Linked DNA regions of Homo sapiens: region 1 is linked to region 2. A link is an interaction called in ENCODE POLR2A ChIA-PET data of the cell type or tissue named here. Cell type or tissue: IMR-90. All regions are shown on one strand. Links, peaks and the distances in the headings refer to the core of each region. The heading gives the core; the rest is flanking DNA. Region 1 overlaps DERL2 (derlin 2). Region 2 overlaps ZNF594-DT (ZNF594 divergent transcript).

Region 1 (2,815 bases), core at 84-2,583, 250 kb before region 2:
TTCATTCACTTTATATCCATTGAACTCTAGCTTGCCTTTCAAAACGCAGCTTTTGTGTAACCTTTATGTACTCATCCTCCTTTGTTTTAGAACATCTCTCACTTTTACTTTGCAGTTATGCGTATGCTTGTCTCCTCACTAGGATGAGGACTCTAAAATCTGGATAATTAATATGTAGAACTGAATTGTTTCAACTTTAATAGTTAACAATTCTCAAGAATTTAGTGGTCTGTAAAGCAGTCCTGTCATCTCTTGTCACTGTGTTCGCACAATACTCACATGGCGCTGTAGTTCCATCCAAGTAAGTCTTGCTTCCTACTTGGCTTTACTCTGCCTGGGGTTAAACTCTTGATGACACTGTGCATTTGGAGTTAGGAGTTCTAGATTTGCCATCAGAGTTTCCATCTACTCCTGCGGGTCCTTGGTCAGGACATTTAAAAGTTCAACTTTTAGCTGAATAACTAGTATTCAGCTAGTCAGTCAACTTTTAGTCTCCTATCTGTGAATTGGGGGTAGCTTGCTTGTCTGTGGATCACAAGAGATAGTAGACATTTTAAAACGTTAAGCACTCTACAATTGAGAGTGGTTACTGTGGGTGTGGAGATGTTGGGTAGGGAAGGGTCTATCAGGGTTTCCAACAAGAAAATAAGTGTTTGGCAGGGTGCAGTGGCTCACGCCTGTAATCCCAGCACTTTGGGAGGCTGAGGTGGATGATCCCCTGAGGCCAGGAGTTTGAGTCAGCCTGGACAACATAGTGAGAACCTATCTCTTTTTTTTTTTTTTTAAGTTTTAGTTTAAAAAAAAAGAATTTTCCTTTCTTTTAGATGTTTCTGACTGCCTAATGTAAACATTTCTCAGCAATTTATATTAGACCCTGAAGTTTTTCTCTGATATGTCAGTTCTATTTATTATATGATGATACTACATATGAAAGCACTGTTTTCTGTTCTGCCGATTAACCTAGTCTTTCCAGCAAACTTTCTCCATACGACGATCACAATTTAAAATTTTCTTTCCTATTATTATAAATGTCACAGTCCCAATGATGTCTTTCAGACTTTGAACTAAAAGCAGCAAAAAAAATCTAACATCAGATTATATGCCCCCGTTTTTGTTTCAGAACAGAGTATCACTCTGTCCAAGGCTTCTCAACCACCGCAGTCATAGGATGTTTCTTTTGTATTAATATGGAACTGTTTCCTGGTAATTTATTTTACTTAATACATCTTTCTCTTGATTTTTTTTTAACAGATATGGAGATTAATCACCAACTTCTTATTTTTTGGGCCAGTTGGATTCAATTTTTTATTTAACATGATTTTTCTGTATCCTTTATTAAATGGGGTCAGCATCAAAACTTTTTCTTAGGAAGTAAAAAATTAAGTTGAAACTTTTCATCCTGTTACTTGTTTTTGGTACCATCTTAGCTATGATTTCTGGGTCAGTGGTACATAAAGTAGTTGCTTAGGTAGTAATGTTTTGAAAATGTCTGTAGGTCACTTTGTTCAAATGGGAGGTTTTAACCATAAAAAGATAGCACTTCTGCTCTTTTGTTACTTACAAATCTGATCAAGGGAGGGGAGAATTGATTTAACTGAGGCATACCTCCACAGTAACCAACAGGTTCGAAGCCGTAAAACAACCTGAATGCAATGGTAATTCAGCAGAATTTGGGCATAAGTTTTGGAATGGGTTCATGAGGAGTGGGAACCTGAGATCTCCTTGGGTCCTGGTTGCTGGAACTACTGGCTGAAAGACAGTGGTTGTGTCTGCTGGGCTTGTCAAGTTCCGGTTTGTTGAAAGGAAAACCCCAGCTCTGATCCAATGGTAATTGGGGCCACAGAGCAGGGCATTCCTCTTCCACCCCTGCCCTCTGTATTAAGAGGGAGTTACAGTTCAACTCATCTGCAGCTGCATTCCTTCCTGAGGATGGCAGGAATCCATTTTATATCCTATGTAGGATATCATTCTGATAAGTTTCCATTAAAGTTTTTTCTCATCGTAATTCATCTTTATTGACTGAGGTGCTCAACCTGCCAGGCTGGAAAAGTAGTTGAGCACACAAGGCTTCTTGCTGCGGATTTCTTCCAAGTTAGGATGTGGGAAAGCAAAGATGGTGCATATTAAGGTGTGGCTGAGCACAGGAAAGACAATACAAATTTTTAAAGGTTTAATAGGGGACTGGAGGGCCGGGTGTGGTGGCTCACACCTGTAATCCCAGCACTTGGGGAGGCCAAGGCAGTGGATCACGAGGTCAGGAGTTTGAGACCAGCCTGGCCAACATGGTGAAACCTGCTCTCTACTAAAAATACAAAAAATAGCCTGGCATGGTGGCACACAACTGTAATCCCAGCTACTCAGGAGAATGAGGCAGGAGAATCGCTTGAATCTGAGAGGCGGAGCTTGCAGTGAGCCGATATGGCACCATTGCACTCCATCCTAGGTGACAGAGCGAGACTCTGTCTCAAAAGAAAAAAAAAAAAGAATAGGGGACTGAAAGCATGTCTGTGTGTCATCTGGATTAGTTCCCAGCCAGGGACAGTTTGTAAAAAATGATGCTGGTCTTGACCTTTTCTCAAATGCTTGGTAAAAAAGTAATCACATTACCACTCAAACATTCTTATACAAATGAAGACTTGACTAATTACAAATAATATGGAATCCAAGTGTACTTACAAGATAACATTAAATTTTTACTTTGTTCATATTCGTGTGCTTAATATTTTCTTAACTTGGAACTTAAGATATCGTTACTGTCGAATGCTAGAAGAAGGCTCTTTCCGAGGTCGGACAGCAGACTTTGTATTTATGTTCC
Region 2 (2,815 bases), core at 254-2,753:
TTGAACCCAGGAGGTGGAGGTTGCAGTGAGCCAAGATCGCGCCATTGCACTCCAGTCTGGGCAATAAGGGCGAAACTCTGTCTCAAAAACAAAAACAAAAACAAACAAAAACCCCCACCTTTTTAAAAACTGCAATAAAATCTATTAATGTTCTAATTATATGTTGTATCTTATGATTTCTCTTTCTTCAGTTTTTTTCTCATGATGGGGATTAATTGACACTTGTGAGTGGCACAAAGAATAACACCTCATTTTACACATGACTTAGATGACTGAGTGAGAAGAAACAAAACGGCAGAAGCTGGGTGCCACCCGGATGTTGACAAAAAGGTTGAGTCATGAGATGAAGGGTGGACTGGAATCCCTTCTGAGTGTCCTCTAGCCTGATGGTCTCTGTAGCTTTAAGAGGTGAACATCTTGTGTGTCCAGCCATCCCTACGGGGAGGTCAGAGGGACCAGAATCCTGAGGAGAAAGCACCACAGGTGACCACTAGAGGGTGCCCTTCATTCTCCTTGACACCCTCTGGTCCAGCCGCTAATCTAGGGCCCTCAGGGACCTCTTTAGTTGCCCAGACCAGCAGGTGGCATTTCAGATGTGCAGAAAGAACACAACCGCCCCAACTTCCTGCCCTCCTCTTGTGGTGGAAAGACAAATGGTGGAGTCGGGGAAGAATGTAGATAGCAAGGAAGTGGGTAGATCCAGATGCCGTGGTGTGTGTCCCTAAACTTTGCTCTCAAGCCTCTGACTGCCCAACACATTCACTCTTGATCAGCCATGCAACCATCTCTTTCTCTCCAAATACTATGGCTGCTTTGTGTCTGTCCACATTCTGTCCATTTGGTGAGCTCCTACACATCCTTCAAGGCCCAGTTCAAATGCTACCACTCAGACCCTTTCTTCTCTCCCACTTTTGTGCTTCCACAGCACTAGCATTCATCACTTTGCATAGTAATAACTTATGTGCCTTCTGTCCTGTAGAACATGTGCCATGTGCTCTACCCATGAATGACTTGCCCAGTTCTGAGTCTCTACTTGTTGAGCACAGGGTCTGGCACAAATTGAAGGTCATTGTATTTAGCCTGCATCATATTATGGCTTCAACTTCCTCCTACACTTTGCGGGACTTTCTTGAAGGCAGATGGCAAAATCCCTGGAGCACTTTCATATTTGTCAATTGAATTCTTTCATTTTACAACAAGGAAACTGAGGCTCAGAGAAGGGAAGGATTCACAAAGAAAGTTTTGTCAAACCGGGCCTGGAATTCTGATCACCTGACACCTCAGGCTTGAACTTGCTGTGCAAAAGGCATTGTTAGAAATAGTAGGGCTACAGAGTTTACTATATCACAGCTGAACTGAGGTCCTTAAAGGTTAGCAAAATAATTTATTGAGTAATTTATTGAATGAATGAATGAAACACAAACCAAGAAGTCACAGCTTTGTTAGCCTAGGATGAGCTCTATCCACAGAAGCATTTATTCACCCCTCAGAAGAGAATTTTTTTTTTTTTTTTTTTTGAGACGGAGTGTTGCTCTGTCACCCCGGCTGGAGTGCAGTGGCTCGATCTCGGCTCACTGCAACCTCCGCCTCCCAGGTTCAAGCGATTCTTCTGCCTCAGCCTCCCAAGTAGCTGGGACTACAGGCACCTGCCACCATGCCTGGCTAATTTTTGTATTTTTAGTAGAGACGGGATTTCACCATGTTGGCCAGGCTGGTCTCAAACGCCTGACCTCATGATCCGCCTGCCTTGGCCTCCCAAAGTGCTGGGATTTCAGGCGTGAGCCACTGTGCCCGGCCTAGAAGAAAATTTTAAATTGGCTTTTAGGAAGGTTTTTTAGCAGCTAAACTTTGGATGAGCCTAAGAAGAAAGAGTTCAGGCCTTGGCCAGGTGCAGTGGCTCAACTCTGTAATCCCAGCACTTTGGGAGGCCGAGGCAGGTGGATCACTTGAGGTCAGGAGTTCGAGACCAGCCTGGCCAACATGGTGAAACCCTGTCTCTACTAAAAATACAAAGATTAGCCGGATGCGGTGGCACACACCTGTAGTCCCAGCTACTTGGGAGGCTGAGGCAGGAGAATTGCTTGAACCTGGGAGTCGGAGGTTGCAGTGTGCTGAGATTGAGCCACTGCACTCCAGCCTGGCGACAGAGTGAGACTGCATCTCAAAAAAAAAAAAAAAAAAGAAAGAAAGAAAGAAAAAGAAAAAAGAAATTAGTAAACACTGCAAATCAGGAATCTTCTGAGCCAGATGTTTTGTTTTGTTTGTTTGAGATAGAGTCTTGCTCTGTTGCCCAGGCTGGAGCGCAATGGTGTGATCTTGGCTCACTGCAACCTCCACCTCGCGGGTCCAAGCAATTCTCCCGCCTCAGCCTCCTGAGTAGCTGGGACTACCGGTTCACACCAAAATGCCCAGCTAATTTTTGTATTTTTAGTAGAGATGGGGTTTCACCATGTTGGCCAGGCTGGTCTCGAACTACTGACTTCAGGTGATCCACCCGCCTTGGCCTCCCAAAGTGCTGGGATTACAGGTGTGAGCCACCGCACCCAGCCAGAGCCCGGTGTTTGTTAAATTTACCAGACATATATCAGACATTATCAGATATTTATCAGACATATCTGGTTATCATTATTACTGAAATGGATAACAACTCATTCGCTCTGGGCAAATACAATGCACATCCGTTTGCCTATTTTTACTAATGTGACTGCTCATTTGAGTCAGAACCAGCCAATTCAACAAAATGGCTAATTGGTTTCCCCACTCCAACCCCCATGGTCAGAGGCCGTGGGCCTCGCTGGGAGTTCTGTCTCACAGT

The links. Peaks named below come from ENCODE experiments on the same cell type or tissue, not always from the same donor. Only the 100,000 strongest peaks of a DNase experiment are listed, where the experiment ranks them.
Region 1: POLR2A ChIA-PET joins it to region 2 with 15 read pairs; 2 of 35 experiments call an interaction of 5 or more read pairs at or near these places.

What each region holds. Positions count from the first base shown.
Region 1 is chr17:5,481,319-5,484,133 of GRCh38, reverse strand. DERL2 (derlin 2) reads left to right here. Exons shown (of 7, transcript NM_016041.5): 3 at 1,252-1,325; 4 at 2,745-2,815. Among named protein-coding and RNA genes, the nearest start is that of DERL2, 3.5 kb to the left of the region's middle. In IMR-90, for the core only: no CTCF peak of the experiment used is centred there; no DNase peak of the experiment used is centred there.
Region 2 is chr17:5,235,409-5,238,223 of GRCh38, reverse strand. It overlaps ZNF594-DT (ZNF594 divergent transcript), which reads right to left. Exons shown (of 6, transcript NR_152840.1): 6 at 2,221-2,815. Among named protein-coding and RNA genes, the nearest start is that of SCIMP, 2.0 kb to the right of the region's middle. RefSeq lists an enhancer at 678-977. In IMR-90, for the core only: a CTCF peak has its summit at 488 (motif pointing right); no DNase peak of the experiment used is centred there.